2 separate regions of the Mus musculus genome follow, and region 2 is linked to region 1. A link is a contact called in ENCODE Hi-C or POLR2A ChIA-PET data. All regions are on one chromosome and are shown on one strand. The core of a region is the stretch at or near the end of the contact, and the rest is flanking DNA. Distances in the headings are between cores, read along the strand shown. Region 1 holds the start of Oxr1 (oxidation resistance 1). Region 2 overlaps Oxr1 (oxidation resistance 1).

Evidence for each region. A loop is a pair of places that touch in the nucleus more often than their neighbours do. ChIA-PET counts read pairs that join two places held with the same protein, here RNA polymerase II (POLR2A).
Region 2: a loop to region 1 is called in a map of left cerebral cortex, with 3 times the contacts of the local background. The contact joins the enhancer-like site here to the promoter of Oxr1 in region 1. A Hi-C loop is called at or near these places in 4 of 37 maps with a recorded cell type or tissue (heart and left cerebral cortex). POLR2A ChIA-PET finds 5 or more read pairs at or near these places in 4 of 5 experiments (Patski and embryonic stem cell).

The regions. Positions count from the first base shown.
Region 1 is chr15:41,446,201-41,452,512 of GRCm38, reverse strand. It overlaps Oxr1 (oxidation resistance 1), which reads right to left and starts at 5,031. Exons shown (of 17, transcript NM_001130166.1): 1 at 4,924-5,031.
Region 2 is chr15:41,486,242-41,493,172 of GRCm38, reverse strand. The region is part of intron 1 of Oxr1 (oxidation resistance 1); the gene reads right to left. Among named protein-coding and RNA genes, the nearest start is that of Oxr1, 42 kb to the right of the region's middle. Within about 2 kb of position 2,995, at least 1 of the 3 ENCODE cell types and tissues checked has a DNase peak (open chromatin) inside an H3K27ac peak, as active enhancers do; it is left cerebral cortex, where a contact is called at or near this core.

The DNA of each region.
Region 1 (6,312 bases), core at 3,782-6,281:
CAGTTTGTTGCAAATCCAAAGACGTCAAGTCATGGACAGTCTCCTGTTGTCAACTCTCAAATCCTTTGAATTGTGTTGATACACATGCCTATCATTGGCTCCTATCCTATCTGCTATACATTAATATCAGCAAGGATAGGCTCCATTCTGAGCCTGCCGTTGCTCTCACTGGCTTTCTCTTGGAGATCTATCCCTCTCAACACCAATATCAAGCAACTCAGCAAATTAAGCCGGTAGCAAGCCAGCATGGAAATTAAGCCTGGCTTTGTGGAAAACCAGGGCTCACCCCACAGCCATCTTCGCAGAGACAAACCTAATGTGTTCCACCAGGACAGAGATGAGAGCTTTCTGTTTGCACACACAGGAGAGAGGGAGGGGCTACCAAGGACTCCAGGGACTTGGTAGGCGAGGTGCATAAAGTCTCTGCTGGGCGGGAATCCCTCTGGGATTTTAATGGCTAAGAGTGCTGGCTATTAGAACAAGGGAGGCAGGAGATGGCTTTAATGATCCCTTCAGAATGAATCCGAAAGGAACCAACAGATGATAAACAGTGTTGATAGAGGGAAGCCAGGAGAGCAATAGAATCAATCCCTGAGCACAGCTGGATGTACTCAGGGCCTTGGTGTGGTAATGGCACAGTCCTTACCTAGCAAATGCTTTCGGTCTGGCATGCAGGCTCTGTCAGGACAGCACCAGATCTCATCTCACTGATGAGTGCCAGCTATTGTTCATCTTTCCTAGGTAATGCATTGTGCTGCTAACCAGGAAAGCTTGTTGTCCACAGTACACACTATTCTGTTGGCTTAATACGGAAACTAAATACAGAAGAATGATCTGGGTCTCCTACCTTTCTGTGTAGAGATCCGGACACTAAAGCTTCTCCCTGGAATAGTTCATGAGACTTCAGCTAAAAACGTTTCCTCGCTGATTCTACTCGATCACTCACGAAAGGAAAAAGTGATAATTGTTGTTTTCATTTCAACTTACAAATTAGCGTTTTCTTTTTTAAAAAAAGCAACAGGGGACCTAGTGAGTCAGTGCAGAGTAGTCCTGTTGTCAGAACTGCTTGCTTGGGTCACTTCACAAGTGCATAGAACCAGCTTTTGAGGAATGCCTAGTTTAAGTTTTTATTATTATTTTTCTTTTTTAAGATTTGTTTATTTTTGTTTTATGTGCCTGAGAGTATGTGCACCATGAGCACGCTTGGTGCCCACGATGGGCACAAGAGAGCATCAGATCTTCTGGCTCTGGAGTTACAGGGGTTGTGAGCCTCACATGAGTGTGGGGTAACAAATCCACCTCCTCTGTACCAGCACCACATGCGCTTACCCTCTGAGCCATCTCTTCAACCCTACAAGACACTAAAAGCCAAAATAAGCTTCTGCCAATAAGTAGATCCCATTACCTTAAAATAAGGTGTGGGGCATGGTACCATTTTGCAATGAAATCTCTGAAAATTAGTGTTTGTTACTGAGATGAACTTCAACTTAGCAATATCTAACTTTTTTAAAAAAAGAAATTCTACCATTTTTTTAAATATTTGAAACATTTAAAAAACCATTTGCTTTTGTGTGTGCACATGCCATGGCAGGGATGTGGTAGAGGTCACAGGTCACTTTTTAAAGGAACCATTCATAATCCTAGGAATACTGAAAGCCATGGTTTCTAATCTGTACTGACATCCAGGGCTGTACAACTGTGGGGACTATCTAATTCATCATCAAATGCTAATGGCAATTCCAGCTGTAACCTGTGAGATGCCCATAACACCCTTCCCCGAAGTTGATGAAAGCCAAAACAACGTCTCCCCTGCCTGCTAGGGTGCCTCTGTTGGAAGGCCCTCAGCTGAGGCCCTGTGCTCTTAGCCTATCAGTCATTTCCACTCCTGGAGTGAGGCAACATCATTTCTCTCCTACTTTGACTGACATTTCTTTTATCCTCTGGGAGACATCGCACCATTTTTAATGCCTTTACCTTAGGGCAGCAGATTCCATGGACTGTTTGCTGAAGCTTAGCCATGCTTAGGGACAGCTCCTTCAGAAGAGTTGTCAAGTTATGCTCCACTTCAGAACTCTCAACTCGAGAAAGTAGCCAAAGGGCACATACAGTCCTTTGTAGTCAAAGGGCTCGACGTTAGGAGGAAGGATAGTCTTATTTCAAACTAAATTTAGCATTAAATAAATACAGCCTTCACCTCTACACACTCACAAGATCTCCAGTCTCCTGTCTCTGTCTCTGTTGAACACCCATTCCCAACCCTCCCTCCCTCCTCCTTGGACATCCCCTCCCCCCAACAACTCCCCCAATTCAATGCAGACAAACACACAGTTATGTTTTATTAGAACTATATTCTGAAGGAAAAAAAACAATCACTTATTTTACTTTGATATGATCTATACAATCAATTAAAAGCTCACAGTAATAGAAGTGAAAGATAACAGCAAAAAAAAAATACCCCCTTATTATTCAAATTTCCCACCTTCCAGATCTCTATAAAAGTAGATATATTTTCAAACAGTGACGTCCCCCTCCCCCCAATCTGGCCCAACCAATGAGGTAAAAAGGGCAGCTCCTGGCCACTAGATGAGTACTCTCTTTTTGTTATGTCACTCCATAGGTCAGGCAAGACTGTGAAAACTCAAAAAAAAAAAAAACAAAAACAAAAACAAAAACAAACAAACAAAAAAGGCAAGAAAGAAAGAAAAGAAGAAAAGAAAAGCAAAGGGAAAAAGCCCACATCCCACTCCTCAATGAAGTTCTGGCTTCTCTTCTTCTGAATACTGACACCCTACCACCACCACCACCACCAAGCACACATGAGCAAGCGCGTGTGTGCGCGCGCACACGCACACACACACACAAATGCACCCGCACGCACACACCCCTCAATTTGATGTGCTAAACATATCAGTCATGACACATAATCAGAGACCGATCCTCTGAAACAGCAGTCTGGGACCGCAAGTCGAACCCTCCTCCGTCCTTAGTGCACACAGATGGCCCCGGTTTCCAGCCCCTGCTTCAGCTTCATTTCCTACTCCAACAGTGCAGCTTTAAAAGCTGCCCACCAACAAACCATGCTCAGCTAGACAGAGCTTGAGAAGACGTGGTCGTGGTGACACCCACCTCTTCATTGCCATTTCTCAACCTGGAACCTGCAGATTCTTCTTGATTCATGTAGCTGGTGGGTAAAATCTCTGCTAGTCAAATGGACATTTTATTTTGCAACATAATTTCCGATGCTTATTGAACTAATCTGGTCTTTCCCTTCGTAAGTCATTGATTTGCATGCCTGGAACTGAGAGGAAGCCCCCCCACCCCCCTTCAAAACACAGGTAAGTAATGGTCACTGTTCCCAACCTACTCACTGCCTCTCCCAGTCCATTTGAAGCTACCTGCTTACGGAATCCACAGATGTTATGATCATCATGTCCTTTGAGAAGGCCCCATGATTCCAGAGCCCCTGTGACATCAGGGACTTCTCAGATTCCTTCCCTGAGTAGAAAGATGGGAACAACCCTGCCTGAGATGCATCCTCTAAGCACAGAAATCAGGGGAGACAAACAGCATCAGGTTTCAAATAAAAGGTAACCAGAGGGAGGCTATGGAAACCCATCACTGGGCCAGAAAGAATGTAACCAGCAAAAGGAGGCAGAAGACATACTGGAAGCGGAAGCACGTTTCCCTTAATCCTGTCCTGGACCACGTCCAGAGTCCTGATCTCCCAGTCGTGGAGACAGACTGCACAGCTCGGAGGACCCCTGGCCTGCACCACGCACCTGCAAAGCGCATGCATGTACACCCCCTGCTGCGTGTTGCACGCTGCAGACTTCTACCTTACTAACCAGCCCAAAACACAAATTCCCCCTCCCCATAGGAGACTAGGGATCCCCTTGGCCTAGAACACACACCACTCCCCCTCTGTGTAACGCACAAACCCAGCCCCACATTGCTTAAAAGGAACCCGGATACACAATCCGGTAAGCGAAAGCACTGGTGGCTCCCCTTAAGTGACTACCTTCCTCCCTGCTTCATCTCTGTCCAGGATCCTAGGAGCCTCCAAACCAGATAGGAGATGGAAGAGGAACCTCAGAGAAGTACCTCTAAACCTCTACCATGGGACTTGACTCACGGAAGCCTCCAACCCTATGCACAGGTTTGCAACTCCCCTTCCTCCCTATCCTAGGCATGAATCTACCCCACTCCCTGCTCACATTCCCCCATATCCCTCATCACCTTTCCAGCCCTCCCTTCCAGGCCACTTTCTAAACCCGCTGGTTCTCACAACGTGTTGCCTCACACACTCCCTCCGGAGGCTTGAATTAAATCTGCCTCTTTCCATCATATCTACCTAAGCTTGTTCTGATTCCCCGAATTAACCAAGTTCACCCGCCCATCAGGCGCCCACTGACCCTTCCACTGGCGTCCTTTACTCTCCTACAAATCCGCTTTTCACACGCCCCACTTTCCATCTATCTCCCCTTCTGTCATCCTGGTTCAGGACACACCGCCCTTCTATTTTGCTCTCTGACCCTCTGTCAGTCCTAGGGACACCACTTTCCCTTTTTGGCTGTTCCCAGGCAGGTCCCTGCTCTCCAAACCTTCCCTTCCCCATCGGGCACTAGCCGGCTCCTGGCCTGCCGGGTCCGCTCCCTCATCCGCGGTCCTTCTTCCTTCCAGAGTGACCCACACCTGAACCCTGAGCCAGTCCTACCCTCCGGGGTCTGCTCATTATAGCTTTTGCTAGAGCATCCTTGTAAGCAGGAGCTCTCTACCTGCCCAGCGGTTGGGAGAAGCGCGGGACTCCGGAGGCAGAAGGCTGCCCGCTCTCCGGGTGTCCAGGCGCTCTTCCCGCTCGCCATCCCCAGCTCCCCCAGCGCCTAGCCCTCGCCCCGGCGGCGCCCAGCAGCCGCACAAACTTACTTGCGGGTCGGCGGGAGGGGGCTGCGGCGAGCGGTGCGAGCCCCGTAGCGGCGAGTGCGCCCCTCTCGGTGGGGCCGGGCGGCGCTGGCACTGCGCTCCCGCGGCCGCGCGCGGACTGCGCTCAGCCTGACGCAGCCCAGCTCTGCCCCCACCGCCGTCGCCGCCGCCGGGGCCGCGGAGCGCTTGCAGACTTGCTCAGTTTCCGGACCTGCCCGCGTGGAAGCTACCAAGAGCCATCCGCGGCGGGGGAGGCGGCGCCGAGCTGCAGAGCGACGGCCACGAGCTGGAGGCGACCACGCCGGCGGCTCCGGGAAAAGGGGGGGCGAAGCCCTGCTAAAAATAGCTCCTGCGGAAGGAAGCTACCGGCTGCCAGCGCACCCCCTTTCCGCGCGTCCCCGCAGCGAACTCTCGGGCTCCGGGAGCTGGCGTCCTCCTGGACCCCTGCCCTGGGAAACCGTGCCCCAAGAACAGACACCTGCCAGGGTAGCCAGAGCAGAGTCCCAACTCCAGGCTGCGGGGTATGGCACCCCTTCCCGTCCCCGGTCCCCAGAGCTGCCCAGCAGCCCTAGCCTCAGGGCCTTAGACAGAGACATCGAGAAGATACTGGTCTGAAATTATGGGAAAGCTCCTCTGCTACTGACTTACCAAGAGGAAGAAAAAAGTTTTCAGGGTTATTCTGGTGGAATTGGAACGAGAAATCAAGGAAGGCGGGCAAAATACAAAGATCTGGCCAAAGGGTGAAGGTATGGGGCTGTGGGTTGAAAGGGGCTCTGGAAAGATCTCCTTAAATACAAGAGTAGGCTGGGCTTCTCCCCGACTTCTATTTCCGCAGGATTTTACATAATTAGTTGACACTCAGCCTGACCTTGGAGGCACTGTTCCTGTTGCCTGAACTGTAATTTACTTTCCCTGCCTGCTGCCTTCTACTTCCACCGCTCCCACCTTTCCAACTCTGCCTGGGAAATTATGAGAGAGGAGTAGGGGTAGGGGCCAAAGTACAACTAGGTAGACTGGACCTCGGCCCTTTCTTGAAGGAAGTCGGTCCCTTTGCCAAGATGAGACTGCATCAATCCGACCAGCAAATCAGCCCAAAGGCCTCTCAAAACCTGGTAGTGAGTGGGTTCTCACTATTAATCTCCAGGATACCCCACCTCAATTGCTGACAACTAGTGTTATCTCTTCTCTCCTTTGAAAGTGAAACGTCCATCAGTCTGTAAAACGAAAGCCAAGAGGAAAGGGGAGGAGGAAATATTTATACTGAAAAGGAAAAGAAATGAATTTGAGAAAAGCATAGTGATGTACATGCATTTCGTAATGAAACCCATTATTTTTTACCCTGAAAAAATCAATAAAGATTTCAATTATAAGAATGAGATGTTCACATATTTC
Region 2 (6,931 bases), core at 1,746-4,245, 43 kb before region 1:
GAGTGTGGTAAGGAAGAGGAGGAGGGAAGAAAATCAGCTTGATTCAGAAACAAAGAAAGATACCAGAAGTCTTGCCAGTAAGACAAACAGGGGGGCAGATACCACCCAATGAAATTCAAAACTTTCTCTGAAGCTCCAAGAGGCTGCCAAAGAGATCTCAGCAAGGAAGACTGCCACTCAGAGAGATGGTACGACTCTTCCAACCAGTTAAATTGAAGCAAATAATCATAACAGTAAATATCACAAAACACAGTTTTTAAAGCTAGAAATAAAACTCAGTGGTAGCGGACTTCCTTGGCATTTCTAAGGCCCTGGGTCTAGAATTTTTAAAGGCTATAGTATTTTCTTTCAATTAATAGGATTGATTTCATTACATTTAGGGCAGAATTCTTTGTAGGTATATAAGCAGTATAGATACTCAGGATACATAAATTATGCAAAAGGGACTACTGTGGATTAATACAGCCATGTTTATCTGCTGTGGCCTCTTGGCATATATTAACCTTATTGTTCCTCATCTAATTTGATTAGTTATATAACTAGTTCATTTTCTTTGTTTTTTTTTTTTCTAGTATCCGAATTTACAAGTGAAAGACAGGGTTTTTGGATATACTTTGTATAGATGAATGCAAACCTAGTTTCTCAGTTTTAGTAGGTTAGCTAACAACAACACAAACTCTTGAGCTATTAAAAGGTGTTTGTTGGAAAAATGGTCAGTGGAGAGAGAGTAATGGCAGGTCCCTTACAGAAGGGTACAACGGAGGTGTCCTGCCATAGCAGCTGAGTTCCAGAGCTGCTCAAAATAGGAATTCTCAGCAAGCACTCTGATGTGTACAGGAGGATCGTTCCGTTCTTCCTCATCCTGCGTGTCTCTGTGTGCTCTGATGGCATCCTAGCTAGAAAGTCATCTAGGTCAAGAGCCAGTGAGAAATCCACACTAAGCTTGATTAGCCTTTATGTAAAATTCATCAATAAACTGATCTATATTTAAAATCAAATCTTAAATGCAGAATGTCCACTTGAGCCAAAATGAAGTACTATTGAATCTGTATTCTTAATCATGTTCAGATTAAATTTCATTAAAAAAGAAAAAAAACTGTCCACAATAATGTTTAAAAATTGAAGTTACTCATTTTAATCTTTTGAAAGAGAAAACAAATACACTGAGCCACCCACTTCCCTAGACTCACCTGTACCAGAGCAGCTTAACTCTGAATCCTTACAGGGATGCACATTAACAAAGAAAGAGTAATATGATTTAATACTGTGAGTTTAACTATCTACCTTCATTAGGATCATTACAGTAAGTAAATGAATCTCCAGCAACCAAGAGAGGAAAGACAGCAGATATTACATAAAACATAATGTGGCAGGATTTTCCAAACAGCCCTGGATGTCTCCAGTGAATGTTCTTTTTAATGAAGATTGACGGAAGTATTCAAAGTATAAAGTATGTCATTATTTTGTAGATATTCCATCCTGGAAAACTAAGGTCTCCAGATATTTTTATTAGTCCATGTGTGACTATATCTAATGAATAAAGCAAAAAGCTTTGGGTTTTTGTCTGTTTGCTTGTTTGAGTCGATGTTGAAGGTAAAACAGAATGGCCTCAGTCTTCTATAAGCAAACTCCTGATGTTCTTGCGTCTGTCTTCCAGCTACTCAGATTACAGGTATAGAGCATCATGCTCACTTACGTTGTGTTGGGAATAAGATCTTGAATTTTTGATCCTACTGCTTCAATATTCATGTTATCTGAGATTACCAATCCATGCCACAATGCGCAGCATAATACCTTCAAAATTCATGTCAAAGTCTCAGTTACATACATTATAGTCTTTTACCATCTACTCTTTCTGGATCCTTTTTCCAGTTAATTTCACCTAGATTTACTCTTTGTGGAAGCAAAGCGAGCATTCAGTATAGGTGAAGATGATGTTCTCTGATTTCATTTATTGCCACACAAGAGCTGGGGTTAGAAGCCAGGGTACAATGCACAGACTTGGTTACTGAATTCTAACTGTAGGTCCTACGCCATTATTCTCTGATTCTGCCATATTGCTTTGACTCTAAACGGACTATTGATTATGTCTTAGTTGTGAAGTAATGGGAGTGTTTACAAATATTGCTAAACTATTAGATGGGTAGAACTTCAAATCTGATATTAAAAAATAATTTGATGCAAAATGTTAACTGAGGCTTTAAGGATCTTCAATAAACTTAGGAGAACATTATGCAATTCAAAAAATCCTCAGCCATTTTATCTTAATATTTAAAATATGCTATGCCAAGTTAACTTCAGTAGCAAACAGAAATTTAACATAGTACTAAAACTGCAAAAGAGGGGAGATAAAAATAGATATTATTTGTCCAATAATATATGCTTTCTACATGCCCTTTATACTGAAATACCTCCCTATTAAATGACAGCTGGAGAGTTTACAAAGAGAAACAAACCCAAAAAGAACCCACAACTCTGACAAAATACATTTTTAAATACTTTAAATGTCTGCCTAGGAAAGCTGGAGAGATGGCTCAGTGGGTAGGAGCACTGGAGGCTCCTGCAGAAGACCTGGGTTTGATTCCCAGCATCCACATAGTGGATCATAACCATCTGTAACTTCATTAACAGTCTGTTTCTGATATTCACAGTCATCATGTACTTCTGAGGTGCACAAGCCTACATGTTGCCAAGGCACACATACACATAAAAAAAAAACCCAAAATCAATTTTAATTGCTCAGATATATACCTTCGCTGCCCTTCATTTCAGTCCTTCAAATACGATCACCAACACCAAAACTCTTACAGGGATAAAACTGAGAGATTCTACATATTATTCTGTTCTATCTTTTCAAAATCCAGGCAAGGTTCCAGGATTTTCATCTAAATCATCACCTTCTTTCTCTGATGAGCACATGGCTTACAACAGGCTGTTAGCATCCTATATCTGTCTCTATTTACCCGGAGTGAGAGCTTATGTGAAGTCAGCCCTGGGCAGGATCTAGGCTCCTCCTTCAGTGTCACCTGCTGACTATGGAAACTTAGGTCACTTACTTAAGCCTCCTTATGCCCCACTGTTATCAGTTATAGGGTCTTGACTACAAAGCTCTTCACCTACTTCCTGACAGAGAGGAAACTCAAATGACTCATTCTATACATGTTTTGAACATCATTTAAGTTCACACTATAGAAAAGCCAAAGAATTCAAATTCTCTATGCATTTAACTTCAGTTCAGTCAATGGGCACACTGGGCTCAGTCTCTTGAACATAGCAGTAATGAAACCTAAATTTAGACTGGAACATATTATATTCAGTTCCATCACCAGTTAACATATCAGATATTGCCTTCCCTTTAGAATTAGCTATGTACAAGTGAGATTGCCTGTAGTTTACAACATCCATTTTGAGAGTCCATTCTTTATCAGGAATAGTAACCACCAATGTGTACAATGTGTACTTCATAGACACTGGCCTTGGGACCCCTTCCTAAATAGACAAAAATGGCTCTCTGAAATAATGGATTTAAAAAAAATAACCCATTTGGTAACACCTGATCTTCATATATTCTTTGATGAACTAATAAATTCCATTTATTTACATACTCAAATTTTCCCAAAAGTCAATGACAGTAAAATTCTTTTTTCTTTCTTTTCTTTTTTTCTTTTCTTTTCTTTTTTTTTTTTTTTAATTCTTAAGATTAAAACCATTTCTAAGCACACAGTGAGATTCAACAGTCCTCTTGGAAGTCTATACTGAAAAGTTGACCAAAACAACGACAACAAAACAACAACCATCTAAGCATTTTACTTTTAATCACTAGTAGAAAGCAATATTACTCTTGTCTTCGGTGTTCAAAAATATCCTCTGGCAGGGGTATGAAGGTGTATGCTGAAATGAAATTTCAGCCACTGCAGCGCAGTGGGGAGCTGGATGAGACAGCATATGGCACGGAGTCTTACACTTCCTACCTACATCCACTATTTTAGTTCCATAAAAATATTCATCACATTTTTTTGGCCATGGATTCCTGCCATAGATATAATATATTTCTGTGCTATGATATAGTTGGAAGAACTCAATTTGTTTTAACAGTGGTAAAAAATAAAATCTATTGGATTAGGGTGGCTCCTTCTCATCACAAAATAGCATTGTGTACCCAGCAATTGATAGCTGAAATTGCTGTCAAATCCATCCACAGGCAACATCAACCCCTGGCCACCAAATTAGGAAAATCTCATTAAATTCCAAACAACGAAATGAAAATCAAATGACCATGGAAAACAGTGTGCCTCATTTACATGTTTCTAAAATTTATTGCAGGACAGAATATGCTGTACCCTAATTATATCAGTTTCTAGTGAACTTAAAACTGAAATGACAATGTTCTCCAAAAAAATATGCACTTAGGATATTTTACAAGATGGAATCTTAACTCCACACCATGAAGGAAGGCAACTATTTCTCAACAAGAGGAGGCCAATATTCAACCATCATAAAGTCATCTCACCTAGTACTGTGACTATTTCAATATTTAATAAAAATTTAGAAATACACACCGAAACTAAAAGAATCAAAACCCCTCCCATCTTCCCTAAACCTGTCATTTCCAAGAGCTTTCTGATGGTCTCCTGCCCCTGTGCCACTGTTGCCAGTGGCTGCATTTTTAATGAGGAAATTCCTCCAACATACTCTCTGTGTAGGTCAGAGGATTGACCCTTCAGACAGAACTTCCATGTGGATGTCATATGTTACCCATTTGAAGCACATGTATAATGTGAGGCCCTGTAATTAACAACAGAAAAGCTAACTTTACATTGGACCCCTATACGATGGCCGAGTTAGCTGCCAAATGAACTCATAATACATCTGAGACATATAGGCTGATGGGTTGATCTAATTTTATGAATATCTTTCAAAAATTAATATTTTGATTTTAATTTTCCTGAGTAATACTACAAGATTGAATTCACCTGAAAGTGCCAACACCGGTCAGACAAGCTGGGATAAGAGAGCAAGCTAATGAATGAGGGAGCTTGGATACATTCCAGAGTGGCAGTAATTTACAGAAAGACCTTCAGTGACTTCTGTGCCTGATGTTCATGTTCCTGTGTTTCTTTTCCCAAAATGAATAGCTAACTATTCTCCAAGGAAATAGAGGATGTGTCATCACAAGCCAGGTTATAGATGGCACTGAGATATGTCATCTTTTATTGAATTGATCACACTTGTGAGAGCCAGGCTGACACATGGAGATCTCCAGTAGGGAAAGAACCAAAAAGTCTCTAGCCAACACCCAGCACCATGGATGGCGTAGAAGACACCTCACTGCCATCTTGGTACAACTGCAGGCTTGACTGGCAAATGATCTTGTGAGGAAGTTTGAGTTAAAGGCATCCAAACCAAGCTGCCTCTAGTACTCTGGTACACAGACCAATGTGACATGTCTTCTTCATCTATGTGGGCTCTTCCTCTAACAAATCAACATAAACTAGGTAGTTTATGAATCAGAAATTTATTTCTTAAAACAGATAAATGTGTGTGTGCCTGTGTGTGTGTGTGTTTGTGTGTGTGTGTGTTTGTGTGTGTGTGTTTGTGTGTGTGTGCCTGTGTGTGTTTGTGTGTGTTTGTGTGTGTGTGTTTGTGTGTGTGTGTTTGTGTGTGTTTGTGTGTACCAAAGAGAGGCCAACAACCTGAGAATGGGAAGAAATAAAAAGGGTGGGAGAAGAGAGAAAAGAGAAAGTGATATAATTATATTTTAATTAAAATAAAATCCAGTTAACTGTATAATGTTAAAGTAACAAATATAAGTCCCATGAGAGCAGTAATATTTTGGAGGGTGTTTCTATGTTGAGATAAAATCATGTGCTAGAATAACTAAATGAATGAACGACATGTAATTAGGAGGGAATTTCCTTGTGACATTCACTGCACACAAATGTGCTTTCAGTTTGAATAGTGTGCTATAGGAAGCCACCGTGATAGGAAAGGAATACTCCTTGACTGGGTCTGCCTGGAAGATATTCCCTGCACTACAGCAAATGCTCTCCCATGCCCACTCCTATTTCCTCCTGCAGGTAATCCCTACTGAGAGTGAAGCTGGCTCCAGGCTGAGCTAACTCTCAGGTCAGCTGTTTACCCTGATTTCATCAGGATGCTGTTTGACAATCATCATGAACTACTTCTCATGAAGTAAGAAAAACAACATAACAAAACCTGGTTGTCCAGCTAGATTAGTTTGAAAACATGCTAAAGTTACATGAAATCTACTCTTTACAGCATCAGCGAGTCCAAGACTCCCAAGAAAAGCAAGACAGCCTCTGTTCCCTCTGACAAGTGCACACTGGTGACCTTTAAACAAAAGGGTTAGCCGTTACTTCTGCTGGAGGTACTGAGAACAAATCACTCTTGAGTGTTCTGCCATAAATAAACAAGACACACCACTCACTCTGATGCTCAGGAAACATCAATGAAGAGGCTGCAGAAAGAATTTAAGATCCAGAAGATGGTGGAGCGGTGGTGCAATCCTGGGAATGACAGTCTTTGCAACCAAGAATCACAACAGCTTCAGTTGCCTGTCACTGCCCTGCAGGAGACTGCATCTCTCAGCAGTCAGGGATAGTAGGAGGACTCATAGGACCCTCTGTCACCCTACTGAACTCATGGCTACATGTATATCATTGGAGATGGGGACTGATTGTGTTCCATTTTGTACCTACTAGGTGAGCCCAGCAGGGCCCAGTAGATAGCTTCAAACCTGCAGTCACATAAACAGCCCTAGCTAAACTCACAGGGTCACAAATCTAAAAGATATGAATGTGGGAAAGGACTTGGAAGAAAAAGGTAAGGTAAGGTCTGGAAGGAGACTAGGAAGGGTGGAAAACATGGATAGATTTGCTAAGACAGTGAGGAGGGAGTGAGTGGGTGGGGA